Linked DNA regions of Homo sapiens: all the other regions are linked to region 3. Evidence: chromatin contacts called from ENCODE Hi-C or POLR2A ChIA-PET data. All regions are on one chromosome and are shown on one strand. The core of a region is the stretch at or near the end of the contact, and the rest is flanking DNA. Distances in the headings are between cores, read along the strand shown.

Evidence for each region. A loop is a pair of places that touch in the nucleus more often than their neighbours do. ChIA-PET counts read pairs that join two places held with the same protein, here RNA polymerase II (POLR2A). Pooled maps may share reads with other maps.
Region 1: a pooled map shows a loop between it and region 3 (2.6-fold over the local background). The contact joins the promoter of BCL2L10 here to the enhancer-like site in region 3. A Hi-C loop is called at or near these places in 4 of 50 pooled maps. POLR2A ChIA-PET finds 5 or more read pairs at or near these places in 2 of 52 experiments (PC-9 and activated CD8-positive, alpha-beta memory T cell).
Region 2: a pooled map shows a loop between it and region 3 (4-fold over the local background). The contact joins two enhancer-like sites. A Hi-C loop is called at or near these places in 2 of 50 pooled maps. POLR2A ChIA-PET finds 5 or more read pairs at or near these places in 4 of 52 experiments (GM12878, T-cell, activated CD4-positive, alpha-beta T cell and 1 more).

The regions. Positions count from the first base shown.
Region 1 is chr15:52,111,089-52,114,084 of GRCh38, forward strand. BCL2L10 (BCL2 like 10) reads right to left here and starts at 1,687. Exons shown (of 2, transcript NM_020396.4): 1 at 1,150-1,687. The coding sequence starts at 1,638. RefSeq lists a silencer at 1,534-1,693.
Region 2 is chr15:52,138,278-52,141,245 of GRCh38, forward strand. It overlaps GNB5 (G protein subunit beta 5), which reads right to left. Exons shown (of 13, transcript NM_016194.4): 7 at 2,863-2,968. Among named protein-coding and RNA genes, the nearest start is that of BCL2L10, 27 kb to the left of the region's middle. RefSeq lists an enhancer at 1,588-1,687. Within about 2 kb of position 1,719, at least 3 of the 41 ENCODE cell types and tissues checked have a DNase peak (open chromatin) inside an H3K27ac peak, as active enhancers do; they include GM12878, where a contact is called at or near this core.
Region 3 is chr15:51,934,205-51,937,207 of GRCh38, forward strand. LOC112268148 (a long non-coding RNA gene) reads left to right here. Exons shown (of 3, transcript XR_007064635.1): 2 at 46-150. Among named protein-coding and RNA genes, the nearest start is that of LEO1, 36 kb to the right of the region's middle. RefSeq lists enhancers at 1,302-1,351, 1,572-1,791. Within about 2 kb of position 1,632, at least 3 of the 41 ENCODE cell types and tissues checked have a DNase peak (open chromatin) inside an H3K27ac peak, as active enhancers do; they include GM12878, where a contact is called at or near this core.

The DNA.
Region 1 (2,996 bases), core at 437-2,936, 180 kb after region 3:
AACTTTGGGAGGCTGAGGTAGACAGATCACGAGATCAAGAGATCGAGATCTTGGCCAACATGGTGAAAGCCCATCTCTACTGAAAACACACACACACACACACACACACACACACACACACACACACACAGTTAGCCAGGCTTGGTGGGGCGCGCCTGTAGTCCCAGCTACTCCGGAGGCTGAGACAGGAGAATCCTTGAACCCGGGAGGCAGAGGTTGCAGTGAGCTGGGATCCACCACCGCACTCCAGCCTGGCCACAGAGCGAGACTCCGCCTCAAAGAAAAAAAGAAAAAGGTCTAAATGGAAACTGCCCCCAGGAGGCTACATTTCGGATCAAAAAACTTGCTGGTTTTAATAGTTTGGCTATAGGTATCCGATAACATGGGCCACTTCAGTCATTGAATCAACGCCAATAAGGTGGTGGGGAAAGAAATGGGGTCTAGCTCAGAGCCCCCAGAGGCATGCAGTGGGCTCATCACCAGGTGGCTTTCCTTGATCATCAGCTGCAGGGCAAGGGCCTGTCCCTCTAACCTTGACCACAGAGATGAAGGCTTGCAGCTGAAAGCCAGGGGCCTAGAACGTTCTCACCGAGGACTGGGTGCAGAGGACTAGAAATTAAGGAACCTTGGGTCAGCGCCACCACTGGGCGACCACCACACTCCACAACCTCTCTGGCCAGGCTGAGAGGCGTAGGGGGTTGTGATCAATGGGTCTGAGTCTCTCCAAAGGCGCATTTAATAGGCGAAGGAGAAAAACACCCCACCTGGCTGGGGCCCCGCCATTGCTGACTTCATTGGTTGGGGATTTCTATAGGAGCAAAACGTTCAGACCTAACGTGGGTGCCCCCCTAAAAGTCCCCGACGGCTAAGGCCAGGGCAAGGTCCAAGTGAGCAGACCTAAGCCTGCGCAGCTGCTTCGGAACGGTTCACGGCCGTCTAAGAAGGCCGATTTCTGCCGGCCTTTCTGCCAGGGGAGGAGAAACCCCAGACTTCACAGCGAACGTTCCAGGCCCGCTGAAACGAGCCTTTCTGCTTTCACGAAACCTCGTTCCAGGGGCCTGGCGCGGTGGGTTCCTCACCGTGCCAGCCTCGTGGGCGCTTCCCGGCTGCCCGTCCCGCCCCGTGTCCCGGTGTCCGCCGCGTGCTCACCCAGCCGCCCTGAGCCTGCAGCCAGGCGCGGTGCTGCCCCATGAGCCGCGAGCTCAGCAAGGCCACCAGGCGCTGGCAGTCCCGGGCGACGTCGCCCTCCTGCTCCTTTAGCCGCGGCTGGAAGCCCCACTTCTTCCACCGGGCGGTCACCAGCGGCCCTCTCTCCAGCAGCGTCCCTGCGAAGGTCACGAGCGTCACCACTCTGCCCCAGGTGGGGCCGGGGCTGTCGGAGAGCACGGAATCCGCCATCAGCGCCACCAGCTCGAAGCGGTTCCCGGGGTAGCCGAGGTAGGCGGAGAAAAAGGACCGGTGAATCTGCCGTAACCTGGCGGCCGCGGAGCGCAGCACGGCGGCCTCGGGCGTGGATGGCGCCGGCTCGGGGGTGCCGGGTTCCCGGGCGCAGTACCCCAGGTAGTCGGCCAGCAACAGCTCGGTGCGCTCCCGCAGCGGGTCGGCCATGGTGGTGCGCTCCCGCAACTGGTCAACCATGGTCCGGCCTCTGCTGGGGGGCCGGGCCTTCGCTGGTTTTCTTGGCCCGGCCGCGCCTCCCCCAGGGTAGGGCTGCCGTGCCCCGCCCCGGCCCCCGGCCCCCGGCCCCCGGTATATTGTTTTTCAGGACTGAGAGAAGAGCCTTTGATGGGAATCCCACCTGCACCTGTTCCAGTCCCCAAGGCAAGGCCTGGTGGTGCGCACGTGTTCGCGTAGCAATCAGATGCACTGTGAGACTCGGGTTATTTAGCTCCAGTGGCGCGATCTTGGTTCACTGCAAGCTCCGCCTCCCAGGTTCACACCGTTCTCCTGCCTCAGCCTCCCGAGTAGCTGGGACTACAGGCGCCCGCCACCATACCTGGCTAATTTTTTTGGATTGTTTAGTGGAAACGGGGTTTCACCGTGTTAGCCGGGATGGTCTCGATCTCCTGACCTCGTGATCCGCCCGCCTCTGCCTCCCAAAGTGCTGGGATTATAGGCGTGAGCCACCGCGCCCGGCCATCTAATATTTATATTAAACTTTCTCAGTTCATATTACTCCGTGGCTTCTTTCTCCTGATTGGATCCAGACTGATGCAGAATGGATACTAGCAGTGGTATTTCTGGGGGTTCAGGGGTCTGGAGCATGTTGAAATAGCCCTCCCAGGGTGAAAGATGAGTTGCTGCATCTTGCATCACTACAAAAGAGGCACGGCACTTGGCAGCTGTCTTAGTCTGTCCAGGCGGCTATAGCAGAATGCCATAGACTGGGTGACTTATAAATAAAGGCATTTATTTCTCACAGTTTTGTTGGCTAAAAAGTCCAAGGTTGAGGCCCTGGCAGGTTCTGTGTCTTGTAAGGACCTGCTTCCTGGTTCATAGACAACAGGCTTCTTGCTGTGTCCTCACATTGCAGTAGGTGTGGAGTAGCTTTCCGGGGTCTCTTTTATAAGGACAATAATCTCATTCGTGAGGGCTCCACCTTTGTGATCTAATACCTCCCAAAGGCCCCATCTCTGAATACCATCACACTGGGGGTTAGGATTTCAACATATGAATTTTGGGGGACACAGCCTGGAACAGTAAGCCATTTTGGACTTTGAAGGCAACATATACTGTGTTTGTGCTATTTCAACCCAATTGACAGGCTGGTGGATTGAGGAGCAGAATAAGAGAAGACTCTGCAGAAGGTTCAGGCTGCAGTAAAGCTGCCCTACCACTTGGGTCTTGTGATCCAACAGATCCAGTGGGACTTTGTCCAACAGGGATGCTGTATGGAGCCTCTGGCAAGCACTGACAGGAGAGAGTACAGACCTCTAGAATTCTAAAGTAAATCTAGAACCTCTTCTGAAGATAACTACTCTCCTTCTGAGAAGCAG
Region 2 (2,968 bases), core at 469-2,968, 200 kb after region 3:
AAGGCTGAGGCACTAGAATCGCTTGAACCTGGGAGGCGGAGGTTGCAGTGAGCTGAGATCACGCCACTGTACTCCAGCCTGGGCAACAGAGTGAGACTTGGTCTCAAAAAAAAAAAAAAAAAAACTCATTTTTTTTTCTTTTTTTGCAGGGAAGGAACAAATTACAAGGAGGGGAATCTGCTCCCGCCCTGGTGTTGCACCCACTGGCTGTCCACAGGACCCCCTCCAGCCTTGACTTCCCTCAGGAGGCCTGCATACATCCAACAAGATGACTTAAGCTAGCAAAGTAGCTTATGGACACACAAAACCTGAACCGAGGCTGAAATTTGGGTACTCATATTTTGTTGGATGCTCAAATTCCCTCAATCTCTCCTGGCCCACACCCACTAGTGGCTGTTCCAACTCACTGCTTTCCTAATAACACTTGCAGTAACTTACAGTTTATTTTGAGACACCAGGTCCAAACAATTTTCTTTAAGCAACTACCCCAGTCTTGCTCTTTAATTTAGGAAATTTTCATACCATACTGTTTGATCAAAGAAATGAATAGTTTTTAAAAGTTAAAAGTAGATTTCTAATACTTTTCAATTTTGTGTTTCTGATCTTCATTATAATATAAGTAAAAATAAAGTTTAAAGACCAAACATTTATTCATATAAATGCATTAAACAGAACCCCTAACTCATTGTCACTCATTTGTTCTGGAATGCAGAGAATTTGTAAGTTTAATACCATAGTCTCATACCAGCCGCTTGAGTTTCTCTTTTATCAACCTAGATCCCAGGGATTGAAGAAAGCTGGAGGTTCATGAGTTCAGTAGTACCCAAACTAGGCCATGTATCAGCATCATCCATGAAGCTTTGTGTTAATAATAATAAAATTGGCTGGGTGCAGTGGCTCACGCCTATAATCCCAGCACTTTGGGAGGCAAAGGCAAGTGGATTGCTTGAGCTCTGGAGTTCAAGATCAGCCAGGGCAACACACCAAGACCCCATCACTACAAAAAATACAAAAATTAGCCAGGCATGGTGGCGTGTGCTTGCAGACCCACTACAGGCCTACCAGCTACTTGGGAGGCTGAGGCAGGAGAATCACTTGAGCCTGGGTGGTGGAGGCTTCAGTGAGCCCAGACTGTGCCACTGTACTCCAGCCTGGGTACTAGAGTGAGACCCTGTCTCAAAAAACAAACAAACAAACAAACAAATAATAAGAGTTAACGCTTACTGATATTTACCAGGGACTACACTATGTACATGAATCATCTAATTTAAGCCTCAGAAAACCTTATGCAGGACAGATTTACTACTTTACTATCCTCATGTGCAGGTGAGAAAAATGAAGCACGCAGAAATTCAAACGCTGTCTAGGATCACCAGCTAGAACACAGCGGAGCCAAGATCCAATCCTGCTGTCTGCCTCCAGAGCCACCCTTGACCTACCCTGCCTCCCAGGCCGCGTCCCCGCCGAGGTAGCCAGCTGTGACTTCCCTTTATCTCCGGCTAAGCTGCTTGTTGGAAAAGAAAGCACTTTCTCACCTACTGGTGCCCCCTTTCATCCCCAACCCTGCCCCGGGGCAACACAGAGCGAGTCTGATGGGTCTCCACAGAGGGGCTTCAGATGCCTGATGGTCGTGGTAGCCCCCTGAGCCTGCCTTCATCCAGCCTAAATGTCCTCTGTTGCTTTGGTTTGCCTCAGGCCCAAAGACATCTCATTTTGGCCACTGCACCAGTCAGTGGCCACAGCGCCCCCTGGTGAACAAGTCTGCAAGATTCCTGGTTAGGCTCAAATAATAGGTGTAAACAACAGGGGCACAATGGTGACACTGCAAGTCCCAACATCCCTCCAGTCAGCAATTGAACAATTACCCAGCCACCTGACCTCCCTGCCTCTAACCTCCCCATCCCTCCTGACATCAATTCACTGAAGCCAGAGTAAACTATGGAAGGCTTTAATCTAACTCAGACACTTTTCTCTTTTAAACAAACCAAAATCTGACTCACCCCTGCAAGGGCTCCCGTCACCTACAGGGTCCAGCCCAGGCACTCAGGGAGCCCTGGGATCTGGCCCCACCCACCTCTCGGCTGCCTGCCTCCCACTGTGCTCCCTCACACTCTGTGGCCGCCTGGAGTGGCAGCGGTCCCTCTTCACTGGCAGCAGCAAGTCTGTGACCAACCCCTCCTGCTCGGAGCTCCCCAGTTCCCCCACTGTCCAACCATTATTGGTTTTCATGAAGGTCCCTGAGGGCCAAGACTGAGCTTTTGGCCCCAGAGCCACGTGGTATCTGGCAATATGGGTAGTAGGTACTGAGAAGGTTTGCTGAATAAGTGTGAATAAATAAACGATGCGGTGCTTTCACCACTTGCTAAAGAAAACTTAAAGTGATAAAGGTTGTGTTGTTTTCACTGTAGTGTATTTAAAGTAGAGCAAAGATTTAATATGGTGAAGCATTTTCTTTTTGCATTGGTTAAAACAGGACTGTAAAGTGAGATGCATGCAGTGCACAGCTCTGAAGCCCGACAGCTCAGTGAAGCTTTACACACGTTAGCACGCAGACCAGGGCACAGTAACTGCCTGCACCCCAGGGGGTTCCCTGCTCCACTCCCACCCTCGCCAAGTCAATCAGAGGAGGATTTTCAATATGCCATGCAGTTTTATCTCAACACTACCAACAATCACTAGCCCCAACCTTCTCATGTTATTAAAATAATAATAACTAATGAGAAACAATAGGAGCTTCCTCTTAGAGCAAACTACTGGAGCACAGCCATCTTGTTCAGAGAGACGCCGAAAGCTTCCTCTCCTCTCAGCTCCTCTTTAGTGCTCCTTGGCAGGTCAACCTGACACCGGGGGCTGCCTATTTACCTGCATGTCAGAGTTGGTGAAGCTGCAGGCCGACAGGTAGTTGGTGTGCATAGCAACAGACTTCTTTTTGGCAGCCATGTTTTCATTTTTGTCAAACGTCAAGGGG
Region 3 (3,003 bases), core at 382-2,881:
CTGATTACTAAGGCATCTAAAGTACAGTTATTTCCTACTCATCAGATCAGATACCATCAGCATAATGTCATCAATGCAGTGGACCAGTGTGACATGGGGAACATAAAGATGGTCACGATTTTTGCAGACTCCATATGCAAAGTATTATAGGTAAGTCCATGTAGCTGTGAGGCAAGACTGTTGCCTCAGACCAAAGGGGCTTCATTGGTCTAATAAGGGGTACCATTGGTCTAATGAGGGGTGCCATTGGTCTAAAAAGTAAAAGCAAACTGTTTCTATTTGTCATTACATATTAATATGGAGGGGAAAAAAGCATTTGCCCAGGCTGGTCTTGAACTCCTGACCTCAGGTGATCCACCCACCTCGGCCTCCCAAAGTGCTGGGATTATAGGCGTGAGCCACCACACCTGGCCCTGCCTACAGCTTTTGAAGGATACATGTCCTCCTCTGCTTAATATATTTCTCACAATTCTAGTGACCCAGCCTGGGTGAGAGTGAGACTGTCTCAAAAAAAAAAAAAAAAAAAAAGCAGCCGCTAGTATAGTCATTATTTGATTCGGTGTAAGATAACCAGTCATTTCCAAGATCAATCTGCCAATAGGCCATACAGGTGAGCTAAATTAGGGATGTGGCCGGGTGCAGCGGCTCATGCCTGTAATCCCAGCACTTTGGGAGGCTGAGGCAGGCAAATCATCTGAGGTCAGGAGTTCTAGAGCAGCTTGGCCAACATGGTGAAACCCTCCCTCTACTAAAAATATAAAAAAACTAGCCAGGCATGGTAGCCTGTGTCTGTAATCCCAGCTACTCGGGAAGCTGAGCCAGGAGAATCACTTGAACCTGGGAGGCGGAAGTTGCAGTGGGCTGAGGTCGCACCACTGCACTCCAGGCTGGGCAATGGAGTGAGACTCCGTCTCAAAAATAAGTAAATAAGGAGCGAGACTCTGTCTCATAAATAAAGAAATAAAATAATGAATAAATAAATGGGGGATATAAGAGGTCTCATCACCTCTGCTTCTTTCAAGTCTTTGATGGTATCATTCATCTTTGCAATTCCCCCAAGCATGCAGTGTTGTTTTTGCTTTATTATCCTGGTGAGAAAAATAAGTTCCAGGGGCTTCCACTTGGTCCTTTCTACTTTAATGGTGCTTCATGGATCAGAAGACAATGTGGGGAATCTCTCAGTTGACAAAATATATCTACTCCAATCATGTATTTAAGAACTGGGGAAACAACCACAAGGTGGGTCAGTAAATCTGGAGGGCATACTGTGAGTTGAACTTGGGCTAAAACTCCATCTATCACCTGACCACTGTCAGTCTCCACTTTGTATTTAGTGGAGTGTTTTAGGTTCTAGGAGTGAGCATCAACTGAGCCAGCATCTAGTAATCCCCCAGTTCTGGGTATTTCCTTTCCCCAGTTTGTAGTCTACTCTAGTAAATGAGATAATCTGACTCATTGTGATACCAGTGGACACCATGGGCTACCAGCATCCCTTCTCATTGGTGGGGAGCTCAGAACTGCACTCAAACCCACACCAACTCCTAAACTCCATCTTTGAGGATTCGTTTCCTTGACCACCTAGTCAGGTTCTAGTCAGGAAACAGAAAACACACCAGTTATCTGTACAGATAGAATATTTTAAAGTTCAATTCGGTTTAAAGTTGTGGACTAGGTTATTGAAAGTATAAAAAGAGGAACTCTAAGAGTTCACAGAGATAGCATATGCAAAGAACAGCTTCCACCTGTGGGGCTGAGGGAACATAGGGACGAGGGGGGATTATAAAAACTTAAACACTTACATAAAGGGCCCCCTGGAGCTTAACTCATACCTGAGGAAAAGCTGCTGCCCAGCTGGTCCGGATGTCTCTCAGGGGAGAAAATGAAGCCGGGTCTCCAAGTGCTGGCAAAACTGCAAACTGGACTCTGCAGCTGCAGAAAGGCTCTGCCTCTGCTGAGGTGAAGAAGTGTTGGTGGGTCCTCTCACAGAAAATGGCAAGTCAACAGGAAGCCCCCCAGAAAGTTCCATAAGCAAACAGGAAGGAGCAATCCCTTCTTAGTTCTCCAGGCTTCCAGTCTTCCTTTGGCGCCCCCTAATAGGGGGCAGCTGGTGAAGCTCAAATCTGGTTTGTGGACTCCTGGCCCCAGCACCACCATGCCAGGTACAGAAGAGTAGGTTTGGAGACGAGACAAGAGCTTAACAACTGACACAGGTGTCTACTGGTAAAATGTTTAACACAAACACACAAAACTGTGTTGCCTTGGAGAGACTGGAGTCAGAATGAAGGCTCTTAAAAACCAGGTAGAGGAGTTTCCATTTGATTAGCCAGGAAATAGCTGGCACTGAAGATTTCTGAGTTAGGAAAGTGACATGATGATGACTTAGGCCTCCCTTCTCTTGATGTCACTTTTCTTTCTCTATAACCAGGCTTCAGGATAAGCCTCCCACAACTACCACTCCCAGTTTGGACTAATAGCACCAGGAAGAAAGAAGAGTAAAAGTAGAGGCTGTCAGTAAGGACAAGATTAGTGTATGCAGAAGAGCTCCACAGAGAAGGCAAATATGTGTGTGGTGGATTTCAAACGTACCTGCAAATCCTTTGCCATTCTTCCCATCAAGAGGAATCAAATTCCCGTCCCTTTGTATTTTTTGTTTTTTAAGACAGAGTCTCACTCTTGTCACCCAGGCTGGAGTGCAGTGGCAGGATCTCAGCTCACTGCAACCTCCGCCTCCCAGATTCAAACAATTCTCCTGCCTCAGCCTCCCGAGTAGCTAGGATTACAGCCACGCGCCACCATGCCCGGCTAATTTTGTATTTTTAGTAGAGACAGGGTTTCACCGTGTTAGCCAGGATGGTCTCGATCTCCTGACCTCAGGTGATGTCCACCTTGGCATCCCAAAGTGCTAGGATTACAGGCATGAGCCGCTGCGCCCGGCCCAGATCCCATCTTTATTTAAAATTTTGACATTTTGTTCATTATGGATTTTTTGACATTAATTTTGAA